2 separate regions of the Mus musculus genome follow, and region 1 is linked to region 2. Evidence: chromatin loops called from intact Hi-C (ENCODE). Cell type or tissue: heart. All regions are shown on one strand. Links, peaks and the distances in the headings refer to the core of each region. The heading gives the core; the rest is flanking DNA. Region 1 holds the start of Gm10777 (a long non-coding RNA gene). Region 2 holds the start of AU041133 (expressed sequence AU041133).

Region 1 (15,842 bases), core at 4,946-12,945, 130 kb after region 2:
GATCCTAATCCTGGGTTCTAGAAGACAGCAGATGAAGGGAGTGGGGCTTTGGGGCAAGATCCTACCCAGCTAAATTTAGATCCAGGCATGGTAGTTCGAGCTTTTAATCCCAGGAGATAAAGCCAAGCAAATCTCTGAGTTCAAGGCCATCCTGGGAAAAAGCAGGGTCTAAGTGAAGAAAAATTTAAATCCAGACTTGGTGGACCATACCTTTAATCCCAGTGTTTAGGAGACAGACATGCAGATTTCTGAGTTCAAAGTTAGTCTACAGAGCAAGTTCCAGGACAACCAAACTTAGGCAGTGAAGGTGTTGAAGAACAGAAAGCTGGTGATAATGTAATCGAACAAGAGAGCCATGTTCCAGCCCCAACAAGCAGCAGAAATCCACAGTTTTGGCCATGTGGCTCTGGCTTTAGAGTCCAGAATAGAAGGGACTACTAGGACAATTGATGCTGGTTAGCTGGAGCTAAGAAATTAGTGGTGATTAAGAAGAGATCGGCATCACTGAAGTGAAATGTTCTGGGAAGTTTTTCTGAGAACAAAGAGGCTGTGTTCCAAAGATAGCCAAGGTTGTACCTCATGCTGCAGCCGTACTTGGTAATGTGTAAGAGTCACTCAAGTGGAACTTGTTTTTAAGGCATGAAGGGGTCATGAAGAGCAGCTAAGGCTTGGCACTGTGAGAGTTCATGGAAGGCCATTGGTGAAGATGCAGCCTCAGTTGTAGTTGATCGCCCAGGACTGAAGGGAACATGCAAAGGAGTTGAGGCTTGGCACCATGATGAGAGCCTATGAGAGACTATTGGTAAAACCTAGTTGCAGTGGAAGACCCTAGTATATTGGAGATGCCACTACCATGGGGATGATCACCAAGAACAGCAGCAGCAATGGAGTGGATCAACCTGAGCTTAGAGTGCTACAGAGAGCAGAGCTGAAGAAGTGATGCTGACCCTTTGGAGGAGTCCAGAAGATCATGTTTGGATCCCAGGCATTAGAACAAAAAGGTATAGTATTGAAGTTGCCTTGAAGGCCCCAAGATGTTTGAGATGCCAGAGCCATGAGATATCTGCTGAGGAAAGCTGCTAAGAAAGAGTGGAACCAGCCCAGAAGAAAGAAGTTTGTTGCAGTCAACAAAGATGAAAAAGGAGTTGGAGATCTGAAGACCACTTTGACATCAGACATGGAAATGTAGAGTCTGGGGTTTGCCCAGCCAGTTTCCTGTCTTGCTTTGGAGATTACAGTTAAGTGACTAGATGGATCTCAGAAGAGACTTTGAACTTTGGACTTTTAACATTGTTGAGAATGCTATGGGGATTTTGGAAGTTGGATTAAATGTACTTTTTATTATGCTGTGGCTAGATATGGCCCCCATGGACTCATATGTTTGAACAAGCCTATGGGGGCCAGGGAGTGGAATGTGCTTGGCCCAGAAAGTAGCCCTATTAGGAGGTATGGACTTGTTGGTGTAAAGGGCTGCAATATATGTGCCGCCACTAGATGGTGCTAAACCATATAAAGCTTATGCCAGCTTTTGCCCAACCCCTGGGGGCTTTAACCTATCCCCAGGGTGCATGAGGATCATGGGTGTTGCTACCAGTCCTAGTTTAGACACGTCACCAAAAGTATTTAAGCCACACACTTTCTGAGCCTTCTTTGTCTACCTCAATATGATATAGAAGTAAAAGTTAACCGTGGAAGAATCTGGTGTGTCCTGTGTTTATTTCCCGCGGGACGGGGATAAGCTCGGGATATGTTGGAGTAGGTATGTCACTGCAGGTGTGGGCTTAAGACCCTCATCCTAGCTGCCTAGAAGTATTCTTCTAGCAGCCTTCAGATGAAGGTGTAGAACTCTCAGTTGCTCCTGCACCATGCCTGCCTAGATGCAGTAAAACCCTAACTAAAATACAGTTCATTATCAAAAAGTTAGAACAGAAACCCAAGCCAGGCCGGGCGTGGTGGTACACGCCTTTAATCCCAGCACTCGGGAGGCAGAGGCAGGCGGATTTCTGAGTTCGAGGCCAGCCTGGTCTACAAAGTGAGGTCAGGACAGCCAGGGCTATACAGAGAAACCCTGTCTCGAAAAACCCAAAAAAAAAAAAAAAAAAAAAAGAAACCCAAGCCATGGAAGAATCTGGAGGCAGAGGCCATAGAAGTTTGCTGTTTTCTGGCTTGCTCCCCATGGCTTGCTCAGTCTGCCTTCATACAGAACACAGGACCAATAGCCCATGCATGGCACAACTACATTTGGCTGGGCCCTCCTGCATCAATCACTAATTAAGAAAACGCTCCACAGCCACTGTCTTAGTTAGGGTTTTACTGCTATGAACAGACACCATGACCAAGGCAAATCTTATAAAGACAACATTTAATTGGGGCTGGCTTACAGGTTCATAAGTTCAGTTCATTATCATCAAGGCAGAAGCATAGCAGCATCCAGGCCGGCATGGTGTAGGAGGAGCTGAGGGTTTTATATCTTTACCCAAAGGAAGCCAGGAACGGACTGGGCATCCTCGGGCAACCAGGAAGATCTCCAAGCCCACCCCCACAGTGACACACTTCCTCCAACAAGGCCACACCTTCTAATAGTGCCACTCCATGGGATGAGCATATGCAAACCATGACAGCCACTTTTTAGTCTTTGTGAATTTCATATCATGTACCCCAATACCTCTCATCTGCCTGCCCCTTTGTTTCAGCCCTCTGCCCTTTCAACTCCCTCCACCCCAGAAAAAAATCTTGTTGTGGAAGCCATTGTGTATGTAGCACAATGTGTCTCACAGTATAAACTTTTGTCCACACATCTGAGTTGCAAATGTTCATTGCAATGAGTGACTGATCTGGTTTGAGTCCTCTGGCCTCTACTACCTCCCCGAATCCCCCTCGGATATCCTGTTGTCCTCTGTTGTGGAGATCCTGGAACTTTAAATCTGCAAGTGAAGCCCCCTTCATGTGCCCCAGCAGTTCAAAGATGAAGTAGATGTTGGGTTGACTTAACTCATAGCCCTGGATATTAACCTGAGTGGTAGCTAAGTTGGTCACACCAACAGCTCACCCACACCCATACCACCAGGGCCAGCTTTACTGTCCTGCTTAAGCAAGGCATAGGCCAAGCCCTCCCAAGTGCTGCAGCCACTGAGTGGCAAGGCCAGCTCTCCTGCTTGATATAGGTGGCAAGGGCTGGGGCGGGGGTAGTCTCTCCCTCCAAACAACAAGGAGGGGCAGGACCAGCACAGACCAGGGATGTCTGATGGCTTTTGGTAGTAATACAGGCCATGGACATCTACATGGACACCTGCTGCTGCAAGCCCTCTGACCCGGACATGAGCCTCAGCAGCTGCACAGGCCAGGACTTCACCGTGGCCTCAGGGACATAGCATTCTACTCACGTCGGGCTGCTTTTTTCACCTTTGCATCTGTTGAGCCACTGTTAAGGCCAGAAAGTTGTGCAATTTCAGGAAGCCAATCTGGAGCAAGAATGAGGCTGAAACATGTCCAAATCCCAAAAATCTTGTCCTGAGACCACCAGGAGGTAGGACTGTTCCCTCCTTCGAGTCTGCATGTTCTAGTGCACATAGGCTCTACAACCCCAACCCTCTGCCACCCTGAGATAGCTACATAGCCTGGAGACCAAATTGCACATTTAGCTTCCTCTCTCCCTGAGGACACGCCCAGCAAGCGCCTGGAATTCCTCTTCATGCTAATGGAGTGTGCCCAGCACCTCAGCACAGCTAATGATGTACACTCACTGAAAACCCACCAACCTCCCAAAGTCCATATGGCCCCTGCTACCCCCAACAAAGGAGGGCTGTTTCACTGAGAATCTCTCCAAGGCTTTTTCTCCCCTGCATTCAAGCTGGCTGGATCCTGCAAATACACCCCACCTGCATAAGCTTCTTTGCTTTCATTCCAGGCATGTGGATATCAGTGCCTGGTTACCCTGAGAGAGGAAACAGAGCCAGGGAATAAAGCCTAGGTCACCTGATCTGTACAAGCTGCTCTTAAAAAGTCACCTGCACATCAGCTTTCTACAGCAGGTATTCAGTGGCTAGTCACACAAGAGAACCACTGTGACCATGAGAACTGGACTCAACAGGTAGCAAGGTCCTCTTCTCTTGAAATTACAACTGGAGGAAGTTTTGTCTGTCTGTTTCAAATGTATAATGTGGCCACTACATGTTTGTTTCTGACTGGTCTTAAATATTTGCATATACAATGTTCTACATGTTTTGGTTATAGATCAATGGCTTATAAGTTATTGGGTATGGTTAAAAACCTGTAACATCTGTATCAAAAAGTTAACTTAAAACTCCTAACTCAGGGTGGGAGCCATTCTGGGCAGTAATACTGGGCATGAGCTAACCAAGAAAACGTGTCCAAAGATACTTTAAAATAAGGAAAAGATTTTATATAATTAATTTCTGTCCTGTCTTAAAACCCAAGGGTGTGTGTGTGTGTGTGTGTGTGTGTGTGTGTGTGAGTATTAAAACTGCACCTCCATACAGTCATGTACAAAACAAAAAAACAAAAACCTTTACAACTTTGTAACATAAAAGTAAGCCAGTTGTTACTGATTTTGGAAACACTGAGTTGTTTACACTGTTAAATCTTGGTTTTGGCCAGGCGTGGTGGCGCACACCTTTAATCCCAGCGCCCGGGAGGCAGAGGCAGGTGGATTTCTGAGTTCAAGGCCAGCCTGGTCTACAAAGTGAGTTCCAGGACAGCCAGGGCTATACAGAGAAACCCTGTCTCGAAAAACCAAAAAAAAAAAAAAAAAAAAAAAAAAAAAAAAAAAATCTTGGTTTTGCCTTCTAAAAATGACTGTGCTCTCTGACTTCACCCTTTACACAGGTACTTTTTCAATACTGGAAAACATACAATTGAGAAATTTTAAACTTCTTTTTAAAAAGTTTAGGAATTTTACAAAAAAAATTAAAAACTGGACATTTTAGAAACAGCAAATTTTTTAATTTATAAGGCTATGAGACAATTTAAAGTTCATCAGATATTTTATTGTAATGACCTTATCAATATATGATCTTGATGGATAGATAAATAAGACTAATAAATATCACAGCTAAACACCAGGCCACAAAATTCCTATCTTATGAGGCAACAGAATAATGACTTTAGACAGTCTGATAAGGAACTTGAAACAGTTTCTCAACCTATGGGTTGAAACCCTTTGAGAATCAAAAGACCTTTCTGCAGCGGTCCCCTAGTGTTGCCAGACTGTCATATGTTTGTTTTAAGGTTGTGGTCACAACAACATAAAAGAAGAATTATGTTAAAGGATTCCAGGATTAAAACACTAAGAATCACTTGCTTAAAAATATGTCTCTCTGGGCTGGAGAGATGGCTCAGTGGTTAAGAGCACTAGCTGCTCTTCCAGGGGTCCTGAGTTCAATTCCCAGCAACCACATGGTGGCTCACAACCATCTGTATTGGGACCCAATGCCCTCTTCTGGTGTGACTGAAGACAGCTAGTGTATTCGTATAGATAAAATAAATAAATAACTTTTAAAAAAAAATATGTCTCTCAGGCTGGAGAGATGGCTCAGTGGTTAAGAGCACCGACTACTCTTCCCAAGGTCCTGAGTTCAAATCCCAGCAACCACATGGTGGCTCACAACCATCCATAATGAGATCTGGCGCCCTCTTCTGGTGCATCTGAAGACAGCTACAGTGTACTTAGATATTATAATAATAATAAATAAATCTTTAAAAAAAATATGTCTCAGCCGGGCGTGGTGGTGCGCGCCTTTAATCCCAGCACTTGGGAGGCAGAGGCAGGCTGATTTCTGAGTTCGAGGCCAGCCTGGTCTACAGAGTGAGTTCCAGGACAGCCAGGGCTACACAGAGAAACCCTGTCTCGAAAAACCAAAAAAACAAACAAACAAACAAAAACAAAAACCAAAAAAAAACATTTCTCTCTTTACCTATCTATTCCGACTAACACAGACTGACTTAAAGATACATGTCTAACCTTAGCTTAGAAAAAGCCTCTACAAGACTGGGTTGTAGGTAGACCTGCAAGGCATTTTTTTTTTTAATTAGCAATCAATGGGGAGGACCCAGTCTACTGGGAGTGGTGCCATCCCTGGGCTGGTGGTCCTGGGTTCTATAAGAAAGCAGGCTGAGCAAACCATAGGGAGCAAGCCTTCCATGGCCTCTGAATCAGCTCCTGCCTCCAGGTTCTTTCCCTGTTTGAGTTCCCATCCTGATTTCCTTCAATACTGAACAGTGATGAGGAAGTATAAGCCAAATAAACCTTTTCCAACCTGTTCTTTGGTCATGATGTTTCATCATAGCAACAGAAAAACTAAGACACCTACCTACATGACACATTGTTCTAAAAAAATAAATGAATGAATAACCACTTGCAGAAAATTGAATGAAGTTCATAATAAGTGAGAAGCACTGGAGAACAGAAGCAAATAGAGACGAGAGCAGTAATGCACGTACAAAAATGATATTGTGAAAGTGATACTGCAGTGGTCTGAGTGAGAATGACCCCCGTAGGCCCCTATGTTTCACTGAGTGGTCATCAGGGAGTGGCAATGCTTGAGAAGGATCGGGACACGTGGCCTTCTTGGAGGAAGTGTGGTCTTAGAGGAAGTATGTGACTAGGGGCGTGACCTGAGTTTCAATAATTAGTCAGGAGGGAGTGGCACCCCTTGGCAGAGAATAGGAGGGGTGGTGTTGTAGAAGAAAGTGTCAGTTGGGGTGTACTCCGAGGTTTCAAGGGCCCAAGCCAGGACCATTGGCTTTCTCTCTTCCTGCTGCCTACAGTTCCAGATGTAGAACTCTCAGTTAACATGCCTGCCGCATGCCACCACACTCTTGACCATGATGACAATAGAATAAATTTCTGAAACTGTAAGCAATCCCCAATTAAATGCTTTCTGTTATAAGAATTGTCATGGTCTTGTCATAGCAATAAAATACAGGCTAACTGTATTAGTTAAGGTTTCCATTGTTGTGAAGGGACACCAAGACTACAGACAGCAATTCTTACAAAAGAAAACATTTCATTGGAGCCAGCTTACAGTTTCAGAGACTTACTTAGTCCATTATCATCATGGCAAGAAGCATAGCAGCATCCAGGCAGACGTGGAGCTGGAGAAGATCCTGAGAGTTCTAAGTCTTGGTCTACAGGCAGAAGAAGAGGGGGACCGTGTCACACTGACCACATTTGATCATAAAGGAGAAGTCAAAGGTCACCTCCACAGTGGCACACTTCCTTCAACAAGACCACACCTACTCCAACAAGGCCACATCTCCTCATAGTGCCACTCCCTAGGAAGCAAGCATTCAAACACATGAGTCTATGAGAGCCATATCTATTCAACCCACCACACTAAGTCACATATTGAAACTTGGCTTTTAAAAGAGATTAGAAATAAATAAAAGATCAGCTAGATATTTTTACTTTAAAACAGAATAAATTCTTTCCTGGTAGAGAAAATGCATTCATAGGTGACTATCTGGCCTGGCCTGTGTAAATATTAACTGCTGGGTGCTGTACACAGGCCAATCAATACCCTGTGTCTCAGTCCCCTACCAGAGTGAAAAGAGCCAACCAGATTTGCATTTATTTACCCACATGAGAGAGTTATTCAATTGAAAATTTCATTAGCCCAAAATAATATCCCAAAATTGGACCCACCAATTTGGTTTGGCTTCATTCATATGGTCTGAATTGATGTATGCTAGTAAAAGTACACAGAAAGTCACTCACCTGACACATCAGCACCTTCTTTATAACAAAGACCCCAGCAGTTCACTGAATTAAACAACCTATAATTCAGCTATTGCATAGCCTGTCTCCCCCTGCAATGGACACAATGAACTTTTCCTTCTATTCTGGTCTCAAGGGAGAAGCCATATTCCACACACAGAGCCTTATGGACAGCCCACGACATGAGTCACATAGATTTTTTTTTTTTTAGAACCGTGTGATGTTACAAACCTTTAATCCAAGAGTTGAGGATGTTGACTCTGAAAGGGAACAGGGCCTGTATAGCCACATAGTGGGATGAAGGCAACCTGAATCAACATAAGAGACCTTCTCATAAATTTATTTTTTTAAAAGCCCTACCTGGACTGGTTGGGCCTCATGTTTTACAAAGAACATCAGCTATGAACAAAGCTGTCTCAGACTCTGAAAGAAGACAAGTGGTAATAGAAACCTTGGCATATGGAAATGCAAACACTGAATATTTAAAAAGATATTAAATCATTAAAGGCAGGGGCAGCGCCCATGTACAAGTGGATAAAGGAGACAACTGATATTGTTCTAACATGCATCATGCTAATATCATTTGTTACTAGCATTAACATGGTGGCACAAAATTATCCATAGCTCCTGTTGCAGAGCATCTGATGTCCTCTTTAGTTTTCTGTGGGTACCAAACACCCAACTGATGAACACATACATTGAAGCAAAAACACTCATGCACATGAAAGAAATTTAGTAAATAAAAAACACATACCCTCATAACACTTACATGTCCCTTTGAATGAATACAGGAATACCTAGAAATGTGACAAATGTCTGGAGCCAAAACTGTAACTATGTTATAAAAACAATCAATGAAATCAACCAAAGTAGAGAAATTCAAGGATTGTAGACAAGAAGTCTCAATATTATTTTAGTGCAGAATCTGAGCTATAGATCCAACAAATGAAGAGTCTAACGATTCCTGCAATGAACGACAGAAAACAGATGACAAAACATCATCATGAATGAAAACATGAGCACACAAGGCTGAATAAACAGCACAGAGACACCGTCTGACTTCTAAGTTACCCTACACCTGCGATAAAGACTGTGCTGTTTGAGAAAGAATAAAAAGATCAGCAGAACATAAAAAAACAATTAGAACAAAATCGCAATTAATATTCGGTCGATTTTGACAACTTAGGCAGGGAAACACAGTGGGTCTGGCCTTACTAACACACGTGAATTAACACATGCGAATGTGTTAATGACACAGTCTTTAGACCTGCGCAGAATTCACTGTAGATGTACCCTACGCGTGAATGTCAAGTGCCTAGTAAGAACTTGTAGAAGACGCTAAGGAAACTAGAGCTCTGCCAGTCAGAACACTTGTCTTCCCTGACAATAAAAGCCGCGCATGCGCGCGCCCTGCAGAATGACGCGAAGAGTTTCCAAGCAATTTCTCAGGCTGTGCGCAGGCGCAGCCAGGGGACCTGTGCCAGGGAGAGGTCCGGTTTCCGCCTGCGAGGGGCAAAGACCCTCAGTAACCTCAGGTGAACGAACGGAATCACACCGGGCGCCGCGTCCAACAGACGGTTCCCGCACCCCGGGACAACCCCACACGGGCTCCCGCGGATCCTCCCCGCGTGGGGACGGCGGCCCCGCTCACCATGGCGCGGATCCCCAGCTCGCCCTCTCTCCTCACAGCTCCTAGCAGCTGGTCTCAGCACGGAACCCGGAACCACCAAAGCCTCCCTCAGAAACACAGCGGAGCCTGCAGCATGGCGGACCGGAAGTACCCGCCTCCATTCTAACTGGCATCCGTATCCAAGCCCTGAGTGGCTAGTAAGGCCTTGAGTGACAGGAGCGGCTCCCTTAGCTACAGTGGCTTGCATAGACCCAGCATTGTGGTACACAGCCCTGGGCGGCTCCACCCCAAGTACAGAACTGTCCTACTGGACAGACCTGCAGAGAGACTGTAGAACTTACACCGTAGTGCAAACTTGTCCCTGCACTATTTCTGCACACAGTAGGCACTACCTCGTGTAGGCATAGGGTGTCTAGCATACACATCGTTACTCTGTGTGCACTGTGTGATCCTCCTGCTCACAGCTGAAAAGAGGTCATATTTAAGCAACCTGATTGATATTCATCAGGCATTAGCAATGTCTATAAGACTCACTAAAGATTGCTCGAATGTCTCTCAACTGAACACTGTTGGCCAAATATTAACACTTTCCCAACTTTCTGTGGTGGCAATGACCTTTCATGCCACCTTTTGGGAGGTGGAGGCAGGGCATTAAAAGTTTCTGGTCTGAGACCAGAAACACAATTATGGTCCCCAAAGGGGAGATTCCAGGGTGATGACCTAGGATTCAAAAATTAAAAGTTTGGCATCGCCCAGCTATGGTGATGCATACCTTTAATGCCAGCACTTGGGAGGCAAAGGCAGGTGGATCTCTGTGAGTCTGAGGCCAGCCTGGTCTAGCCTTTCAAAAGTGTGAACTCTGGCTGTGAAGATAAGGAATGTCTGTAATGTGATTAATATTCCATTCCTTAAAGAGCTTCTTATACGTTTTACTACTATAGGCTGGTTCGCTCTCAGTTTTGATAGAAGTTGGCAGCCCATAACAGCCAAAGTTTGTATAAGAAGAAAGCATACTATGAAGCATTCTCTGAGGACTGAGAAACTACCCAGAATTTTTTTTTTTTAAGTATCAACAAAAATGTACAGGGATGGCGTCTGTGATGTTTTGTATATCCTTGGACCAGGGAGTGGCACCATCTGAAGGTGTGGCCTTGTTGGAATGGGTGTGTCACTGTGGGTGTGGGTATAAGATCCTCACCCTAGTTGCCTGGAAGTCAGTCTTCCACTAGCAGCCTTTGGATGAAGACATACAACTCTCAGCTCCTCCTGTGCCATGCCTGCCTGGATACTGCCATGTTCCCAACTTGATGATAATGGACTGAACCTTTGAACCTGTAAGCCAGCCCCAATTAAATGTTGTTTTTTATAAGACTTGCCTTGGTCATGGTGTCTGCTCACATCAGTAAAACCCTGACTAATACAGCGTCTGTGGCACAAGAACAAAGAGAATGACATCCATCTGCCACAATTCATTAGTATTTTTACCTCTGTGATTAACTACTGCTATTTGACTAAGGCATTAGGGAACACAAATAGGATATTCCTGCACAATTGTCCCATTTGTCCAAGTAGGATGTGACACATGAAGTCTATGAGCATCAGTGGATAGGTGTTGATGTTCTTGTTCTGGAGAAGTAAAAATAAAACAGATTAATGCATCAGCTTGCTATTCCCTTCTGCAGTAAAACCAAGGTCAGACTGTCTGAGAATGGGTAATAAACAAAGGATCTGGGCAGGCTTTAGCCAGATTTTGTAGTTCCATTTGTAACAGTAGCCTATCAGGAAGTGAAGACGAAATTAAGGCAATTTCTATTTCTGGAAATAATCCTACAACATAAGCAGAACAGCATAAGCAGAATGGTTATTAGTGAACCATCTAAGGGTAGGGCTGTTGGTACTACAACAGTGGCCCTCCCATATAAAACTGGAAACTCAATCACTGTGATGTCCTGTGTTTGGACAACTGGCACAGCCTGAAGTTCTTTTTCAAAACATCAGTATCTTCCCAAGAGGCATCTACCAGTTCATCCCGAGTTTCATCAGGGTTGGCCTCTAGCACTGAGGGAATATTAATCTGATCTCACCCCTGTTGTAATAAATCTTGTCCCCATAATTTATGACTATGTCAGCCACATAAGGCCTTACTTAACTTGACTATTTGTCTTCCCAGTCACTTAGGAAACTCTTTTATCTGAGATAACTTTCTAATTCCTAGAAACTGTGTATAAACCTTTTCAAGTGGCCATTCTGAATTCCAAAATGTTTGTGAAATGAGTTACATCAACTCCTGTATTCACCAAGCCTTCTACCTCAATACCATTTACCTGCGATTTTAATTCTTGCCTCTTATCATTAACAACTGCTTGCCAGAACACACATTTTCCAGTACTTCCAAACTCTTGGGGTTTTTTTTTTCCCCTATGGGAGTGTTTTGCATTTGATGCAGGAAAACAGCAGCAGCTGAGCAATCCTATCACATCCTATCAATCCTATCATTTGCTTTTTTTTTTTTTTTACATAGGTCATAATTTGAATTTCTCCTTTGAAATCTTCATCTATAATTCCTGAATGCACAATGAATCTTTGGAAAGTTAACCCAGTCCTTTCCAAAATCATCCCTATTATCAAGGCATGCAAAGGACCATAAACTCCAGTAGATATTTTATAACATTGAGGTTTTAGAAGTAGAGTAAGGTGTTTATCTATGGCCAGGTCTAGAGTAACACTGCCTGCAGAAGCATACATTACATTTGCAATACTTAGTTAAGATTTTTCTGCCTGCTTGCTATTTCCTGGCTGACAAGAGTCAATTAGCTCGTACTTTTTGTTGTGGGGTTTCAAGTCAAGCCCCCAAGCAATCTCCTGACTGTAAAAATTTGCCTGGGATATCTGCTGGACCAACACTTCAATAGTAAAGGGCAACCCTTAACACATTGCCTGCACAATTCCAGAAGCCACTACCCTTCAGGATGCCTTGTTCACTTTTCCTGCACAAAACCCCTTATTTCTTGCAATTAATGCACCAGTCATCTTGAGAGCTGAGATCTTTAGTACCTTGGTTACACTTTCTTTGCAAATGACAGTATATCCCACAATCCAATCACCAGGCCTTTTAATATTGAAGACCTCCAGTTACTCCTTCACCTATGCTATTAGCCTGGTACACATTGGAACAATATCAGTTGTATCCTTTATCCACTTGTACATGGGTGCTGCCCCTGCCTTTAATGGTCTAATAAGTGCTTTTAATATTCAGTATTTGTATTTCCATATGCCAGGTTTCTATAAATGCTTGTCTTACATCAGGGTCTGATACGGCTTTGTTCACAGCTGACATTTTTTGTACAAAAAAAAAAAAATTCAGTGAAGGCTTCGCCAGACCTTATATAGTCTTTGTAAACAAGGTGAACCTTTTCTGAGGTCCTCAAATTTGCCCCAAGCTCCTAACATTGCTAATCAACATTGTTCTGTAGTAGCATCATCAAACTGAATCTGTTCCTTTATATCAAGTCAGCAACTGGTCCTTGACTAGCCTCCTTCCCCTCGCTGTATTTCACTGTTCAGTATTTACAGCTTCTTCCCTCTACTACATCAGCCATTGCAATTGTGGGCTGGCCTCTAGTGCAACTGTCACCAGTTCCTTCCGGTCTTGGGGAATAATTCTTTTTTGAGTAGGCCAGTTTTTACAATTGCTTTCATATAAGGTGAGGACATCCCCTATGAAATTGCAGCCTCTTTAAAACACTCTAGATCTATCATTTCTAGAGGTCACCATCCTATATCACAACCTTGTTCCACCCCATTAGAAAGCATATCCTAGCAGGCATACTGGGAGATGGTGGTGATTAGGTAACCTACACCCCCACCTCTGGTGGTACAGCTAGCTCAAGATTAACCCTTTCCCTCAAAATGGGCTATTTCAGCAGACTGTTCCGCCTTTTCTGCCTCTCTCTGACCTGACCACCCTCTTGCACAGCTTCTCACCCTCTTTCCTCCTATGAGAAACTCCTGCCTGTTTGCAGTCACCCAGACTGAGGTTTTGCTGTTGTTCTCCCTCTTCCAGTGTTTCTTGCTTCCCAAATGCTTCAACTTCCATCCACAACTTTCCCAGCATCCCTGCCAATTCTACAGCCCTTTCAGAAAAGAGCAGAGAACCTTTTTGTCTTCCCATTTCTGCCTTTTTTGTTGTTGTTGTTATTTGGGTCCCTCATATCTACCCACAATTTTTGCAAATGCTCAGTCATTCTCCCAATCTTCTTTGAGACAGAATAAAGGTAGGAAAGAAGAAAAGAAGAAATTTCCCGTGGGAGCAGACCATGGAATTTTCCAATGACAGCTGCCAAAATGTTTTGCTGTTATCTTGAAACAAAGATCCATCCCTTCATCCACTACTGTGTCCTCTAAAGTATTTGAAATCAAATTTCCCATTCTGATTGGTCCCAGTTATAAGCACCAATTATAGCCGGTGTTTGCTACTTTGGGGATTCTTATTTCTTCCACCCTTCTCCACCCCACTTTTCTTCCCTTATACCACCCCTAAAACTAAACAGGAGAGAAAGAAATGATAAAGGAGAAAGGAAGCAATTTTTATTAGACTACTTCCTGCTGACTAGGGGTATCAGGTTCCTTAGGGCAAGTCTGATCTTTGCCATCAGGATATGTAATTTCTACTTCTCATTTCTTTCTGCGGTACTACTTAAAAACTGACAAACTGCAACCAACACCAACCAGCCACTCACACTGCCTCTTAGAGCCCTAGCATTTATATAAACTCTGAAAAGTCCCCAGAATTCCAAACATCACACAATTCCATAAATTATCTGCTCCTGGCGAAAATCATACCTCTGATGGAGCAAGAGGCAAATCATACACAGCTTCTATGAACAATCTGAAGCAGTCCCATATTCCCACACCTGGATTTAAAACAAAAACCTATTCACTTAACATTTCTGTTTTTTAAAGAACCCAAAATTACAAACTTCTCACTACATTCAGATTATTTTAGGAAAAGAATCCATAAAGGGAGAGATGGTTGTTTGGTTGGGGCTTTATTGTTGTCTTGAGGGTTTGTTTGATTTTTATGACACAGGATCTCTCTACATAGCTATGCCATCCTGGACCTCACTATGTGGTCCAAGCTGGCCTTGAATTCAGAAATCCACCTGTGTCTCCAAGTGAGGGATTCTAGGCATGCACCTCTATATCCAGCTGAGATGTTTGTAAAATGACCTATCTTATAATCAGAGAGTGAAAGGATAATGGAGGATCTTGACCCAGCTCACAGGTCAATCAACGGGGTCTGCAAGGGAGAGAGTGAGGATGGAGGGGCAAGAGACACGAAGAATGGAGACAAGACAGTCTGCCTGATCAAGTCTATTGAAAGGCAACTATGGATATGTAAGCACAAGCTGGGGAGTGCAACTGGAGACACTTAACCACAAGTTTAGGATGTGTCTGAGAAAAACAGGATGTTATCAGAGTGTGTTCAGCTGTGGTGGGCTGCTTGTATAAACATCATGCTAGGAAAACAAGTCTCTCATCAGGGTGGAAAAGTACCAACCTGTAAGTAAACAGCCTGAGATGGCTGCAGAGATGATAGCAGCTTTCTGCTAAGAGTCAGCAGTCCTCTTAACAGGATCTAAATAGGAACCATCATTATTTTGATGAACAGAGACATTTCTTGAAATATTACAATGTATTAATTGGTAAATCATTTATGTTCTGAATATTTTCATTTTGTTTGCTTTAATTTCATCGTTAATAAATTTTACCTGTGTGTATATAACTATCCTCTGGTGTGCATGTTCCAGTCAGATGACAACTTACAGGTGTCTACTACCTATTTACTCTTTTATTCAAATTATTGTGTTCCTCTATCCTTGGATGACAATTTGTATACATTTTGAAAAGAAGGCAATATTTTAAAGATGAAACAGCTCCACTAATCTTACATAAGCACCAATGAGATGTCTCAGTAGGAAAATGTGTTTGATATGTAAGTCTTTACTGCACTTATTAGATTCATGGAGTTTCTTTCCAGTAGAAATTCTTTCATAACCTTAAAGAAACCAGTAACACGCAGAGGCAGTATCACATTGATTACATTTGTCAGGTTTCTCTCCAATTTATATCTTTAATGTATCTGAAGTTTACACTAACGTGCTTTACTGAATCAATTGTATCCATAGGGGTTCTCTTCAGAATGACATTTTTTGTGATTATGAAGTCTACTCGAATATGCGAATGATTTACCACAATGATTATTCATAGTTTTTCTCCAGAATGATTTCTTTCATGTCTATACAGATTACTGCAATATGCAAAGGCTTTACTACATTGACTACATTTATATGGCTTCTCTCCGGTATGAGTTCTCCTGTGTATTTGAAGACTATTTTGACTTGTAAAGGGTTTCCCACATTGACTACACTCATAAAGTTTCTTCCCAGTATGATTCCTTTCATGTATTTGAAGACG
Region 2 (15,842 bases), core at 3,362-11,361:
TTCAAACTATTCCACAAAATAGAAACAGAAGAAACACTACCCAATTCTTTCTATGAAGCCACAGTTACACTCATACCTAAACCACAAAAAGACCCAACAAAGAAGAACTACAGATCAATTCCTCTTATAAATATTGATGCAAAAATACTCAATAAAATTCTCGCAAACAGAATCCAAGAATACATCAAAATGATCATCCGCCATGATCAAGTAGGCTTGAACCCAGGGATGCAGGGATGGTTCAATATACGAAAATCTGTCAGTGTAATCCACTATAAAAAAAGAAAAGAAGAAAAAAAAGATATGATCATCTCATTAGATGCAGAAAAAGCCTTTGACAAAATACAATACCCATGTTAAAAGTATTGGAGAGATCAGGAATTCAAGGTGTATACCTAAATATAATAAAAGCAATATACAGCAAACCAATGGCCAACATCAAACTAAATAGGGAGAAACTCCCATTAAAATCAGGGACTGGACAAGACTGCCCACTTTCTCCCTACCTATTCCATATAGTGCTCGAAGTTCTAGCCAGAGCAATTAGACAACAAAAAGAGATCAAAGGGATACCAATTGGGAAGGAGGAAGTCAAGTTATCACTATTTGCAGATGGTACGATAGTATACATGAGTGACCCCAAAAAATTCTACCAGAGAGCTCCTACAGCTGATATATAACTTCAGCAAAGTGGCTGAATATAAAATTAACTCAAACACATCAGTAGGCTTCCTCTACTCATCAGTAGGCTTCCTCTACTCAAAAGATAAAAGGGATAAGAAAGAAATTAGGGAAACAATACCCTTCACAATAGTCACAAACAATATAAAATATCTTGGTGTGACTCTAACCAAGCAAGTGAAATGTCTGTATGACAAGAATTTCAAGTCTCTGAAGAAAGAAATTGAAGACGACTTCAGAAGATAGAAAGATCTCCCATGCTCATGGATTGGCAGGATTAATATAGTAAAAATGGCCATCTTACCAAAAGTAATCTACAGATTCAGTGAAATCCCCATCAAAATTCCAACTCAATTCTTCATAAACTTAGAGCAATTCTCAAATTCATTTAGAATAACAAAAAAAAAAAAACTAGGATAGCGAGAACTAGTCTCAACAATAAAAGAACTTCTGATGGAATCACCATCCCTGACCTCAAGTTATAATATAGAGCAATAGTGATAAAAACTGCAGAAACAGGCAAGTAGATCAATGGGATAGAATTGAAGACCCAAATATGAACCCACACAACTAGGGTCACTTGATCTTTGACAAAGAAGCTAAAACCATTCAGTGAAAAAAAGACAGCATTTTCAACAAAAGGTGCAGGTTCAACTGGTGGTCTGCATGTAGAAGCATGCAAATTGATCCAAGTGGATCAAGGACCTCTACATAAAACCAAATACACTGAATGTAATAGAAGAGAAAGTGGGGAAGAGCCTCAAATACTTGGGCACAGGGGAAAACTTCCTGAACAGAACACCAATGGCTTATGCTTTAAGAGCAGCAATCGACAAATGGGACCTCATAAAATTGCAAAGCTTCTGTAAAGGAAGGGACTCTGTCAATAGGAGAAAACAGCAACCCACAGATTGGGAAAAGATCTTTACCAATCCTACATCCAAAAGAGAGCTAATATCCAAAATATACAAAGAACTCAAGAAGGCAGAGAACCAAATAATCCCATTAAAAAGTGGAGTACAGAGCTAAATAGATAGCTAATATCTATCCAATATATACAAAGAACTCAAGAAGTTAGACTCCAGAGAACCAAATAACCCTATTAAAAATCGGTTATAGAGCTAAACAAAATTATCATCTGAGGAGTCTCAAATGGCTGAGAAACACTTTAAGAAATGTTCAAGATCCTTAGTCGTCAGGGAAATGCAAATCAAAACGACCCTGAGATTCCACCTCACACCAGTCAGAATGGCTAAGATCAAAAACTCAGGTGACAGCAGATGCTGGCAAGGATGTGAAGAAAGAGGAACACTCCTCCATTGCTAGTGAGATAACAAGCTGGTACAACCACTGTGGAAATCAGTCTGGTGGTTCCTCAGAAAATTGGACATAGTATTACTTGAGGACCCAGATATACCATTCCTGGGCATATACCCAAAAGACACCACAATGTTCATAGCAGCTTTATTCATAATAGCCAGCAGCTGGAAACAACCCAGATGACAGAGGCAGAACTTTTAGATTTTGAGGGCAAGAGTCCAAGGGGGAGAAGAGGAGAATCGCCATGAGGAGGAGGCAGAGAGATCAGAATTAAAGGCCCACCAACATGTAAGAATCCAGTGAAGCAGCCCCAGGGTCCACTCCCTGCTTGGGTCTGAGAAACCAAAGATAAAAATAGATTTACAAAATGTTAGCTCAGGAATACTGGAGGGAAAATGTGCTAACCATGGGGAAATTTAGAAGTACCCAACCATTGAGCTAGGAAGGCATTTTAAAAATTAAACTGGCATGTGTATGTGTTTGTGTGTGTGTGTGTGTGTGTGTGTGTGTGTGTGTTTCATTCATGCATCCAGAGAACTCTTAGGCAGGTGCAGAGGAATTGAGCGGCCTGCTGGGAACAGAGTGGCATTTTACTATTTGCCGCTACATTCCCACTGTAAGGCCTGTCCAGAGACCCTCTTTTACAAGGGCCACCCAGTTACATAGGCCTCACTAAAGTAGCAACTCCCCTATACTGTCATCAGAGATCAAAAGACTCACACAACACAGACCTTGACAGCTGCTTTACACCCCATAAGAACAGAGTCACCATACCGGAAATCTGTATTTAAGTAGAAATTCTTTCAGTCAGTTTCCCACAGTACTTTATATTTCTCCTCCTAGTTGTATGGTCTATAGTGTAAACAGTCCATTACACACTCAATGTCTAGTGCAGCCATCCCTTTACTTCAGACCTGGACAACCTTAGGTCAAAGTCAAGTAGGAACAACAATTAAAACAGAAACAAGGAGGGATATATGGAGGGCCAGGAGAAAGAAAAGGGAAGGGCTAAACTAACTAATCATGACCTCAGAAATATATTTTAAAACATTGACATGGGCTTTATGGCCCTGTGTACCCAAGGGACTAACACTTTATATTAGAGTGCACCAAGAATATCTCAAACCTAGTTTAACTACAGTAATTCAGTTTCTAGAAGAAAATTCACTTGTTTAATCCATACTCTTGATTGCTCTAGTCTTCAGACCAAAAAGCAGTATTTATCAATAAGTTCATCAATCACCTAAAACTGATTACCTGGCTAATCTCTGATAAATGCAACTGCAGACAAAACTGGAAAACTTTCACCCTCATTCATGTCACCTCCCTTTCTCTACAATGACCTTTGACCTTGACTGAACTACAAGGCCTTGTAAGTGGACAACTGGTTCCAATTCGTTTGTTTGTTTGTTTGTTTGTTTGTTTGTTTGTTTTTCGAGACAGGGTTTCTCTGTATAAACCTGGCTGTCCTGGAACTCACTCTGTAGACCAGGCTGGCCTCAAACTCAGAAATCCGCCTACCTCTGCCTCCCAAGTGCTGGGATTAAACCACTGCCTGGCAACTGGTTCCAATTCTTACACAGGTCCCTGTGCATTCAAATCTCCCCAGCAAAAGTCTGAACTCCACTAGGAAACTCACTAAGTTGTCTCCTTCCTTTTTCCTGACCTGAAAACCTTACTCCCAGCACTGGGCAGCAGAGGAAGTTTTAGGTGTTCACCTCAATTCTTAACCACAGAGTGCAAGGCAAGCCTGGCTTCCTCTGCTGGATAGTTTTCTGTCAACCTGACACAGCCTAAAATCATCTGAGGGAAGGGAACTTCAACTCAGAAAATACCTGTATAAGATTCAGCTGTAGGCAGGCATGTAAGGTATTTTTAACTTAGTGATTAATGGGGAGGGCCCAGTCCATTGGAAGTGGAGCCATCCCTGGATTCTATAAGAAGTCAGACTGAGCAGATGCTCTGGAGCAAGCCAATCCAAAGCACCCTCTATGGACTCTGCATCAGCTCCTGCTTCCAGGTTTCTGCCCTGCTTGAGTTCCTGTCCTATCTTCAATGACAATCAGTGTTGCTGAAGTGTCAGCCAAATAAACCCTTTCTTCCCCAGCTTGCTCTTTGGTCATGGTGTTTTATCACAGCAGCCGAAAAACTAAGACACCTACATGACACATTGCTCTATAAATAAATAAATGAATAACTACTTGAAGAAAGTTGGATTAAATTATTACTAATTGAGAAATATTGGAGAATAGAAGCAAGTAGAGATTAGAGTAGTGATGTATGTAAAACAACTGAAAACTTAAAAGTAATACTATGGTGGTTTAAATGAGAATGGCACCCATATGTCCGTATGTTTGTTCATCAGGGAAAGGCACTGCTTGGGTAAATTTAGAAGGTGTGGCTTTGTTGGAGGAAGTGTGGTCTTAAAGGAAGTGGGTCATTGAGGGGTATGATTTGAGTTTCAAGGGCTTAAGCCAGGCCCATTGGCTTTCTGTCTTCATGCTGCTGTCAGTGCTTCTATTGCTGAGAAGAGACACCATGACCAAGGCAACTCTCATAAAAGAAAACATTTCATTGGGGCTGGCTACAGTTTCAGAGGTTTAGTCCATAATCACTATGGCAGGAAGCACAGCATCGTCCAGGCACACAAATTGCTGGAGAAGCTAAGAGTTCTTGGTCTTGATCCACAGGGAGCAGAAGAGGAAGCCTGTGTCACACTGGCCAGCCTAGTGCATATAGGAGACCTCGAAGCCCACCTCCACAGTGACAGACTTTTTCAACAAGGCCACGCCTACTCCAACAAGACTACACCTCCTGATAGTCAAGCATTCAAACGCACGAGTCTCTAGAGGCAATGCCTACACCACTCTATGCCAGATGCTGATACTTAGCTTTTAAAAGAGATAAAATAACTACAGATCACGTTAAAACAGATCAAGTTCATTCCTGGTAAAGTGAATGCCATTAATAAGAGAGTTTACGACCTTCCCTGTGTAAAATGTTATTTGCTGAGTGCTATATGCTGCTACACAAGCCACAGACAAATGCCCTGTGACTCAAACCTCTCACCACACTGAAGAGAGCCAACTAGCTTTGCACTTACCCATCTGAGAGAGTTGGAAAAGTGGAAATTTCATTGGACCAAGGTAACCTCCCCAAATTAAACATCCACCAATTTGTTTGCCTTCATTCCTATCATATGAATTAATGCATAAAAGTCACCTGAAACATCAGAACATTCTTTATAATGGAGACCAGCTTAAAACCCAGCTACTATCTGTTTCTGTTTCCTCCTGCAGTTTACACAGTAAACTATTCCTTCTATTCTGGTTTCAAGAAAGAGAAACACAAATCTTTGTCTTGTTACTGATCTGGCCAGCCCACTACATGGTTCAAATGGGTGTTTTCAGAACTGTGTGGTGTTAGAAACCTTTAATCCAAGAAATGAGGAGGTTGACTCAGAAAGGCAGCAAGGCCTTAGAAGACAACCTGAGTCAACACAAGAGAGCTTGTTGTAAAGGATGTTTACAAAAAGCCTGAAGGTGAAGCTGTTCTGGAATTAATGGGCCTTCCCAATGAGAAATCACACCACACACATCGAGATTAGTGAATAAAAAATCTCTTTATAATGCCAAGTCTCAAGCTCCAGTGAACAGATTTTGCAAACTTCTATAACTACACACTGCAGACTTATACATCCCACATATGCTGTCAACCTCTAGTCGTTCAAATAAGAATGGTGCCCACTAGCCAGGCGTGGTGGCCCATGTCTTTAATCCCAGCACTCGGGAGGCAGAGGCAGTCGAATTTCTGAATTCGAGGCCAGCCTAGTCTACAGAGTTCCAGGACAGCCAGGCTACACAGAGAAACCCTGTCTCAAAAAAACAAAAAAACAAAAAACAAAAGAAAGAAAAGAATGGTGCCCACAGGCTCATGGGTTTCAATGCTTGGTCATTAGAACGAGGTGTTACTTGACAAGGCGAGGACTTTTTTTGCTTTGGAGTTTGCGTGGCCTTCTTGGAAGAAGTGTGTGTCACTGGGGCTGGGCTTTGGAGTTTCAAATGCTTGGGCTAGGCTCACAGTCTCTCCTCCTTCCTGCTGATCTGGATTTAGAACTCTCAGCTACTTCTCCAGCACCATGTCTGACAATGTCCCACCATACTCCCCACCATGACCAAACCTCTAAAACTATAAGCAAGCCCTAATTAAATGGTTTCCGTCAATAAGAGATGCTGTGGTCATGGCATCCCTTCACAGAAACAGAACTTTGACTAAGGCACTGCTCCGATCTAATGGCTTCCTAGGACTGCTTTCTTATGCATCCCAAGACCACCTGCCCACGGCAGCACCAAACACAGTGGGATGGGAACTATTGCATCAATCATTAATCAGAAGAATACCTATCCATTGCTTGTTCCAAGCTCACCAAATTTGACCAGTATACCTACTGAGTCTTCTCCTAACACCCAAAGACAGATTCTAAAGCAAACCTAAATTCTCTTAACCCTCAGATTTCATCTTGTGCATAGGCATACACACATGTAAATTTCTGAAAATCTGTCAAGTTTAAGACTGGCGAGATGGCTCAGCACTTAAAACCACTTATAAAAAAGCCGATGACAAAAGGTCATCATGAATGAAAACATGAGCACACAAGACTGAATAAACAGCACAGTGACACCGTCTGACTTCTAAATTACCCTACACCTGCAATAAAGACTGTGCTGTTTGAGACAAACAGAACATGAGAGAACAAGCACACTTAGGGCAAAAACACAATTAATATTCGGTCGATTTTGACAACTTATGCAGGGAAACACAGTGAGTCTGGCCTTACTAACACACGTGATTGGTCCACCGTGGCATCTACATGCGAATGTGTTAATGACACAGACTTTACACTGCGCAGAGTTAACTGAGATGGATGCTACACCCGAATGTCAAGTGCCAGGTTCAGAACTTCTGGAAGACTAGGGAAACTAGAGGTCTGCCAGCCAGCCACTGCCTCCCTTGACAATGACAGCGCGCATGCGCGAGCTCTGCAGCCAGCCCAGAATGGTTTATAAGCCCAGCTCCCGCTTCCCATGCGGTGCGCAGGCGCAGCCAGGAGACCTAAGTCAATGAGAGGTCCCGCTTCCACCTGCGGGACCACAACTCGGGAACAAACGGAATGACACCGACGCCGCGTCTCGCCGCCAGTTCCCGCACCCCGAGTCAACCCCACACGGGCTCCCGCGGATCTGCTCCTCCCCGCGTGGGGACGGCGGCCCCGCTCACCATGGCGCGGATTCGGACCTCGCCCCACTCTCCTCACAGCTGCGGGAAGCAGGGTCACTGCGCCCAACATGGATGGAGGAGTCTTCCTCTGCCACACACCGGAAGTGCCCGCCTCCATTCCGATTGGTGTTCCGCCTCGAGGCCCTGATTAGCTGGTGAGGCCTGAGTGACAGGAGCAGATCCCTTAGCGACTGAGGCTGTGAAGGGACGCAGCACAGTCATTCTCAGCCCTATCCTCCACCCCAGGCACAGAACAGATTGGCCTTACACCTGGACTGCAAAGTCGTCCCTGCACCTAGTGGGAACTTCTCCTTCATATAGGTCTCTAGCATATGCAGATCATTAAACAAGGTGTAGTGGATTGATCCCCCTGCCTCACAACTGAAAGAAAGCCCATTTCCATTCAGGTCAGATTTAAACTACCGGATGGATATTTACCAGGTATCAGCAATTTCAACAAGGCACACCATGGATTGCAAACACCTCTCTCAACTGCACGTCGTTGAACAAACATAACAGTGCCCCAGCCTTCTGCGGTGGCACTGCCTTATCATGCAACCTTGTGATGTAGAGGCAGGGCATCAGTAGTTTAAAACAGCCTGGTCTATGGCACAATACACCACCAATTCTGGTCCAGGGAGGTATCAGTATAAGATGATGATGGCTCATGCCAAACAAGTTTATTAAGAAGTGCATGTATGATACACTGTTTGCAGAGGGAGAATCAGTCAGCAGAAACCAATTCAGCAATGCTGACAAGAAAAATACAGGATGCCTCAGATTGAGCACAGGTGGCCTTGGAGCTTATAACCACGGCCCCTCAGGCCAAAGAGCCAGGTTCCCTTGACTCCTTCAAGACCTCCTGAAGCACCAAAACAGACCTTGCCAAGTTGACCTTTGGCAAGAACATAAAACTAGCACCTCTAAGAAAGTCTTGGATGGCAGGAGACGGGTGTTAAATCATTCTTAAAGTTGTTTTCTATGTGGGCATATTAGAAGTAAGTTCAGGGTGGCCAAGGAAGAGACCAGCATTGCCATTTTAGTGTCTGGAAAAAGAAAACGTTACTCTTCATCTAGAAGCTATGTTCCTGCCCTAAGCAGAGGCTTTGTTGGTTTTTATTCTAAAGAGGTGGTGGCTGTATCATTTCCCCTTTGGCTTGAGTCTCACCTCAGTCTTATTCATTTGGATAGTCTAGAAAGAATTGCTGCAACGGATATGGAGAAGTAAGAGAAAAGACGTGCTGCTCCAGAGACAAGTGGATCTTTGAGGAAACTAAGGTTTTACCGGGATAGGGAAATTAAAAATATTTGAATTTCTTAATCCAAAAACAAGATTAATAGTACTTGATGGAAAATACTCATATTTGATTTGTTAAACATATATCCTTTTGTCTCTTCTATAAATGCTGTTCCTTTTAAACTCATTTAAGATGTCATCACTATGTTCTGTGTTGAATCAAGAAAGTACAATGAGGAGGGGTACCTGTTTAGTGTTAGTTGATTCAATAATCCTTAGCCAGACTTCAAGTACAAAACAAATAATTATTGCATTTATTTCATTATTATGGTTTAGGGTGAGACCTTTGCATCATAGGTATGGGTCCTTGGCCAATTCTCATTGGAATGTTAGGCCAGAGATTCTGTTCTCTTGGTCATGGGGATTTCCATTTAAATATGTTATCACTTTTAACTTCCCTCCTTCCCACAGCTCCTAGAATCACTTAGCTGAAAGATCAGAGTTCTCAAAACACTTTTGAGATCGTTGGACTCTAGAAAGGATAAAACGTTCCAGGCAGTCAGCTTTCTCTCTCATTTCTTTAATTTTGGAAGCTGCTTGCTTACACTTTGTACATACTCAGGTAATTATTCCTTCTTGGATGTCTATTGGGGTTGAAGACTAGACAAAGTCTCCCATATACGTTTAAAGTGTTTAGGATTTAGGAAAATGTATTAAGCTCTATACAATTATGGTAAAGAATGATTTAAACACAGAATTTAAACTCACCAAAATAGAATAGATTATAGAATACTTTATCCAAAGATTCCAAACAGAAAGAGCCTTTTATTAGCTAGAAGGGGAAAATGAAGACATAATGTTTTGTGCCCTGTGGGAAGATTATCTCTGTATTATTCAAATGCTGATATCTCTGGCCCCATATCTGGTTTCAAGCCTTATTCAAAGTATCTCCAGCCTCATTGTTGCATAAGTACTGCTCACTATTTATTCCCTGACTTCTGAATAAAATCTTACCAGTCAATTACTGAACAGGGGAGAGAATCTCTGCAGCATTAGACTCCTTTCCCACTGAGGGAAGACAAGGCAGCCCAGATAGGAGAATGAATTCTACAAATAGGCAACAGCTTCAGGGACAGAACCTGCTCCAGTTGTTAGGGTGCCACAGGAAGACTGACCTGATGTGTGGGTTTATTTCTGGTCTCTGGTTCAATTCCATTGACCAACCTGTCTGTTTCTATACCAATATCATAAAGTTTTTAACACTATAGCTCTGTAGTATGCTTATAACCAGGGATGGTGACTCCTCCAGAAGTCATTTTATTGTTTAAGATTGTTTTAGCTATCCAGGTTTTTTTTTTTCCATATGAAGTTGAGAATTTCTCTCTCAAGGTCTGTAAAGAATTGTGTTGGAATTTTGATGCATTGAATGTTAGATTGCTTTTGGTAAGATGGCCATTTTCACTATGTTAAAGCTACCAATCCATGAGCATGGGTAATCTTTCCATGTTCTGACATCTACCTTAATCTCCTTCAGGAACTTGAAGTTTTGTCATACAGGTCTTTTGTTTGCTTTGTTAGCGTTACACCAACATATTTTATGTCATTTGTGGCTATTGTGAAGGATGTTGTCTTCATTTTTTTTTCTCAGTCCATTTATCATTTGTAAAAAGGAGGGCTACTGATTTCAGTACGTTAATTTTGTTTCCAGCTACATTGCTGAAGGTGTTTATCAGTTGTAGGAGTTATCTGGTAGAATTTGGGAGGTCACTTATGTATACTATTATATTATCTGTGAATATTGAGCAATTCTGTCTCTTCTTCATTCCAATTTGTATCTTGTTATCCCATTTACGTATCTTATTGCTCTAGCTAGAACTTCAAGTACTATATTGAATAGATAGGAAGAAAGTGTACAACCTTGTCTTGCCCCTAATTTTATTGGAACTGCTTTAAGCGTCTCTCCATTTAATTTGATGTTGACTATTGGCTTGATTTATTTTGTTTTCATTATGTTTTATGCACTTGTATCACTGACCTCTCCAAGAATTTTAACACGAAGAGGTGTAGTATCTTGTCAAAAGACCTTTTCAGCATCTAATGAGTTGGCCATGTGACATTTTTGTTTATTTATATGGTGGAATACATTGATGGATTTTCATATATAGAACCATCCCTGCATTCCTGGGATGAAGCCTTCTTGATGGGATGAATGCTGTGTTCTTGGAGTCAGTTTGTGACTATTTTATTATTTTTGTGTTGATATTCATAAGATAAATTGGTCTGAAATTCTTTTTCTTTGTGGAGTCTTTGTGTGGTTTAGGTATCAAGGTGACTCTGCTATCACAGAATGAGTTTGGCAGTGTTCCTTCTATTCCTATTTTGTGAAGTATTTTGAGGAGTAATGGTATTAGCCATTCTTTGAAAGTTTGGTAGAATTCTGCACTAAAACCATGATAACTTTTTCTTACTGGCATGAGGCATAAAAAAATTAACAAGTAAATTTATCAGGTGATCCACTTTTTTGATATATGAATGGATACTTGTATTCTCCTCCTTTTCATTGGAGACCAAGGAGAAGAAAGTATGTTTGGTGTCTCCATATTTAAAGATGTGACTCTGGAATACTTTTGACCTCACTGAATTCTCCTTGTATTTTTGTCTGTCTGACTTTAACCTGTCTGTGCTTGAACTTCATGTAGGCAAACTTCTGGAATGTATATATAAAACTTCACATTCCAACAAGACAAGTAAGCTTTTAGTGGGTGTGCATTAGAGAGTGTTTGGCTACCTCGAAAGATAACCTTCAAATAGTCCCTTTGAACATTTCCTTAATGCCAGGTAGTGGTGGTGAACACATTTAATCCCAGCACAAGAGAGGCAGAGGCAGGAAGATCTCTATGAATTCAAGGGCAGCCTGGTCTACAGAGTGAGTTCTAGCACAGCCAGGTCTATATAGAAAACCCCTGTCTCCAAACAAAACATATTTAATTGACCCTCTTCTCCAATTTTGTAATCCATCAACCTTGGTTACAATCTTCAAATTAAATACAAGTAGAATATGAACAACCTCGGACTTAATCCTGCCCTGTGAGATATCTTTCATTAAATCAGGCTGCCTAAGTTAAAAAAGATAAAGTCGGATTAAGTACCCACTCATAGTTTAGGGACCAGAGGACACAGAAAACATCTAAGTTAACTGAGGAGACTATATTAGAATGTTCTCTGTAGTTTCTTTATGTCCAAGCAACTAAAAAATGAAAATGAAATCACAGTTCCCAGGGCATGCTTGGGCAGACACAAGAATGGTCATCACCAGGGGAAGAGAGGAGTCATGAGTGTCTTGGGAAAAACAGGCAATGGAGATTACCAGTGGGGTCTAAAGGTGTGAGGAGAAGCAGTAAGACTCAGTGTACACTGTATCTGAAGCCTCCAGCTGTTATAGCTGCTCACTAGCAGCAGCTTGCCTAGCACCCAGCAATCTATTCTTTCGGTAATCTTGGGATGTGTGCTATCCCAAGAATGGCTCTCTAGGCTGGTGCAAACCACATGAGTCTTCAAATCTAACAATTGTAGTGGATTAGGACCTTTGTTTAATATCTGGATATCTGTTGGAGGCAAATAGTTAAGAACATTTGCATAATTTCAAATAAAATAATTTTCTGGTAGTATATTTGAGGCTACAAAAGGGAAGACCACAATAGTGAAGGACATTGTAAAAATTCTAGAAGATCTGGAAGGTAATCTTCATGTGCAAGCTGATACATGTGCACCTCTAAAGAAATTTCAATGTGCCCAGAAGTTTTATGGAAAAGCAGCAGTGTAAATAAGCAAAGTTTAGTGATTATTAAATTCTCATGGTTCCATATAACTCAATGTCAGGTAGCTGATAAGTTACCTGAAGACTTTCCTCTAAGAAAGAAGGCAAGGAAACAATGCCTTAACAGATGTCACAATTTTAATTATAGCCACGTGAGAGCTATCTTGTAGAACTGTCCATCCATTCACTTAGTTTAGCCCTTGCTACCTTGGGGCCCAATTAAACCCATTGCATTTAATTTATCCAATTGAGCAGCAGCATCTCCTACCCTAAGGCCTGGGACAAGGAAAAGGGCAAGAACAAAACTCTTCAAATGTACTGGTTTCCCTATCACCAGTTTTCGTCTTATAGGGCTGGAGAAGGGCATATCTTTCAGACCTTTCCATTGTGGGGAATTAGGTTTTACATAATGTATCCACTCTAGCATTGCAATTTCCCTGAACCTTAAAATCCCTTTGTCAGCACTAAGCCAAGGGATATCAGGCAATTCCAACTCCTTTTCAGTAGGCCATCTTCTGATAAAAGTTTCAGCCAACCATTCAAACAAACTTCTGAAACCTTTAAAAAAAAAAAAAAAGACAAAACAAAACTGTGTGAGCTTCCATATTAAACCTAGAATCTCCACTCAGAGGGCCCAGGTCAATAAACTCAGCCTGATCTAGTTTTATGTTCCTTCCACCGATATCCCACACTCTTAAAATCCATTCCCACACATATTCCCCAGACTTCTGCTTGAATGAATTAGCAAACTCATTAAGCTCCTTAGTAGCATAGAGCATTTCCTCGTGGACTACACTTTCTACCTCCCCACTAAGGGCCTGCTTTGCCTTGAGTCTGGTTATAGGTCTAGAAGAAACTATTGGTGGGCCTTAAGGAAGATCAGTATTGTTTTGCCTGGCATTTTCTTCAGAGAAAGTCACTGTTAGTTTATTAGACTCGGAGGGATTAATTTCCTCATGTGAAAGAGGCACTATTTCAAGGGGAGGGGCTGAGGTTACTCTTCTTCAGGTGAGGAAAACCCTTGAGAATCTGAAGATTCATCATTCTCACCTTCAACGGGGTTTCCCCCCCCCCCTCACATCCCTACCCCAAGTTATAGGATCCCATTCTTTTCCAATTAGTGCCCTTACTTTAACTGCTGACACCCTCTGAGGCTGAGACTTGAATTTTCGCTGTACTTCAGCCAACCTTATAATGAGGGCTTCAGTTTGATTTCCTGCAACTCAAGCTCTATGGCTGCTGGAGGGAAGATTCTCTTCAAGGGCACACTTAGAAACCTTTAGATTGTTTATTTGCATCTGGAGCCATTCAATTTTATCATACAGCTCATTCTTTTCAAGTTGTCCAGAGATACTAAAAGCAACAAGCCAGCAAAATCATTTTCCTTGTTTTCCCCAAATTGTAGAAAATTGTGTATACCAGGTCACCTAATTCATTGCCAGTTAAAACTGATGGATCAAAATAATCAGAGGCATTAGCTTCTTTAAGTTTGAAATCTAGTTTCCACCACAGGCCTTCAATATTCTGAGCTTCTGGAGAGAGAGTGTCTGGAGAGCTTTCAGTAGTTGAAGGTAATGATGAATTAAAAGGTGCTGGAAAATTATTAAGCCAAATCCAGATTCTTAAAAGATTCATCATATACTTCTGCTCCTCTAGAACTACTCCTGGTACCAACTTCTGTTATTAGTCAGGGTTCTCTAGAGTCACAGAACTTATGGGATATCTCTCTATATTGAGAGAATTTATTGTGATGACTTACAGTCTGTAGTCCAACTAACCCAACAGTGGTCAGCTATGAATGGTAAGTCCAAGAATCTAGTAGTTACTAAGTCTCACCAGTCTAGTTTCAGCTGGTCTTCTGTAGAAGCAGGTTCCAACAGATGTGCTGGCCAGTAAGTGCAAGCAGTAGAGAAAAGAATCTTCCTTCTTCCAATGTCCCTATGTTGGCCTCCAGCATAAGGTGTGGCCCAGATTAAAGGTGTATGCCACCAAGCCTGGATCTGGGACTTTCTTTTGTCCCAGGTTAACCTTGAACTCAGAGATCTCCTTGCCTCAGTCTCCTGGGATTAAAGGCATGTACTACCTTGCCAGGACCTAAGCTTTTCACAGGCACTATACCTCAAAATCTCCATGCTAAGATCCAGGTCAGAAACTTGTGTCATCCAGCCTCAAGATCTGGATCACAGGTGAGCCCTCCAATTCAGGATTGTAGTTCATTTCAGATATAGTCAAGTTGACAACCAGGAATAGCCATCACACATACCATTCAATTACTGTCAAAATTATACACATTGGTAAAGAGATTATTGTGTGTCAATGATTCTTTAAAAGAAGTCTTTCATATTAAAGTATCCTTCACATACTTCAGTGCCTTACCCTAGTTTCGGTAGAGAAGCAGTTTATGAGAGAAAAGTATGTTGTTGTGGTGGAGAAACCTGAATCCCTATGCTTCTCTACAATGTAATCTCTACAAAAAACAAAAAGTTAACCTAGTGAATGCAGTGTGAAAACCTTTTGTTATTCCTCCTTTAATAGGTATATCACCTGTCACTCTGGGCTAAAGCCATTTGAGTGCTTCCTCTGTTTCATCTCTTGTTCTCACAGAGAGGAACTGAAGAAGAAACACTTGTGCACTGTCCTCTGACAGGTATGTGGACATCATGACAGAGGTGTATACAGTGTTAAAACTTTGGAGAACATGAAATCAATCAAGCAAATAACTAAAATGTTGAGGATATAGGATGCAATTAACCAGGTGAAATTAACACATTATGGAAATACAACAGAGTAGGAGTAGGAGTCATAGGAAATTTTATCTATTCCCACAGTATTCCCATGTAGTTTCATCTTCTCAAACTGTGCCCAGGAGAATTGTTCTCCATTTCCCCATAACAGTCCCTCCTTATTTTCCTGTGCCCAAATCATCATGAAAAGCTCAATAGCAACAGCAACCAGACCAAGAAGAGAGACCCAGGGACAGATATTGCTCCAGAAAATGACAGGAGATAGAGCAGGATCTTCTTGCAGGACCTCTGTAATACCGCAAGCAGCTCAAAGGAAACCTGCTATCTACTTACTAATCTATCCCTTTCTACACATCCACACTGATTCTGGCCAGGCATGGCTCCTGCCAACTTAATGTCAGTTCTACTAATATAACAATTATACAACATCCCTCTGAGACTCATGGTGATTTCATAGGGAAATTCAAAGATGCTACTGAGAAACAAGTAAAAGGGGAACAAATTCAAGAGTTAATGTTAAAAGACTTGGGTTTAATGCCAGTGAAGACTGCCAAGGACTAATTAGGCCTCAGAAAGAGACAGGAAACGTTATAGACTTTCTAAATCATGTAGAAACAAGTGGATCTACAAACAGAACAAAATTACCTGATGTTGAAGACAGATGACTGCTGAGTATCTGAGTGGGGGCCTACTGTGCCACTTAAAGAAACAATGTAAATTGCCCTTGAAACACCAATACTCAGAAATAAGGAGCTTATGGCTTATG

What was found. A loop is a pair of places that touch in the nucleus more often than their neighbours do. Peaks named below come from ENCODE experiments on the same cell type or tissue, not always from the same donor. Only the 100,000 strongest peaks of a DNase experiment are listed, where the experiment ranks them.
Region 1: it touches region 2 in a loop (5-fold over the local background); 1 of 42 quality-filtered maps calls a loop at or near these places.

Annotation. Positions count from the first base shown.
Region 1 is chr10:81,990,662-82,006,503 of GRCm38, reverse strand. Gm10777 (a long non-coding RNA gene) reads right to left here and starts at 9,581. Exons shown (of 4, transcript XR_003948919.1): 1 at 9,387-9,581. It overlaps Gm19802, which reads right to left. Exons shown (of 5, transcript XM_030245429.1): 5 at 13,931-15,842. The coding sequence ends at 15,630. In heart, for the core only: no CTCF peak of the experiment used is centred there; a DNase peak (open chromatin) is centred at 9,159; H3K4me3 peaks cover 387 bases.
Region 2 is chr10:82,119,535-82,135,376 of GRCm38, reverse strand. AU041133 (expressed sequence AU041133) reads right to left here and starts at 7,364. Exons shown (of 4, transcript NM_001163064.1): 1 at 7,279-7,364. The coding sequence starts at 7,281. In heart, for the core only: no CTCF peak of the experiment used is centred there; DNase peaks (open chromatin) are centred at 7,146 and 7,386; H3K4me3 peaks cover 1,304 bases; H3K27ac peaks cover 826 bases.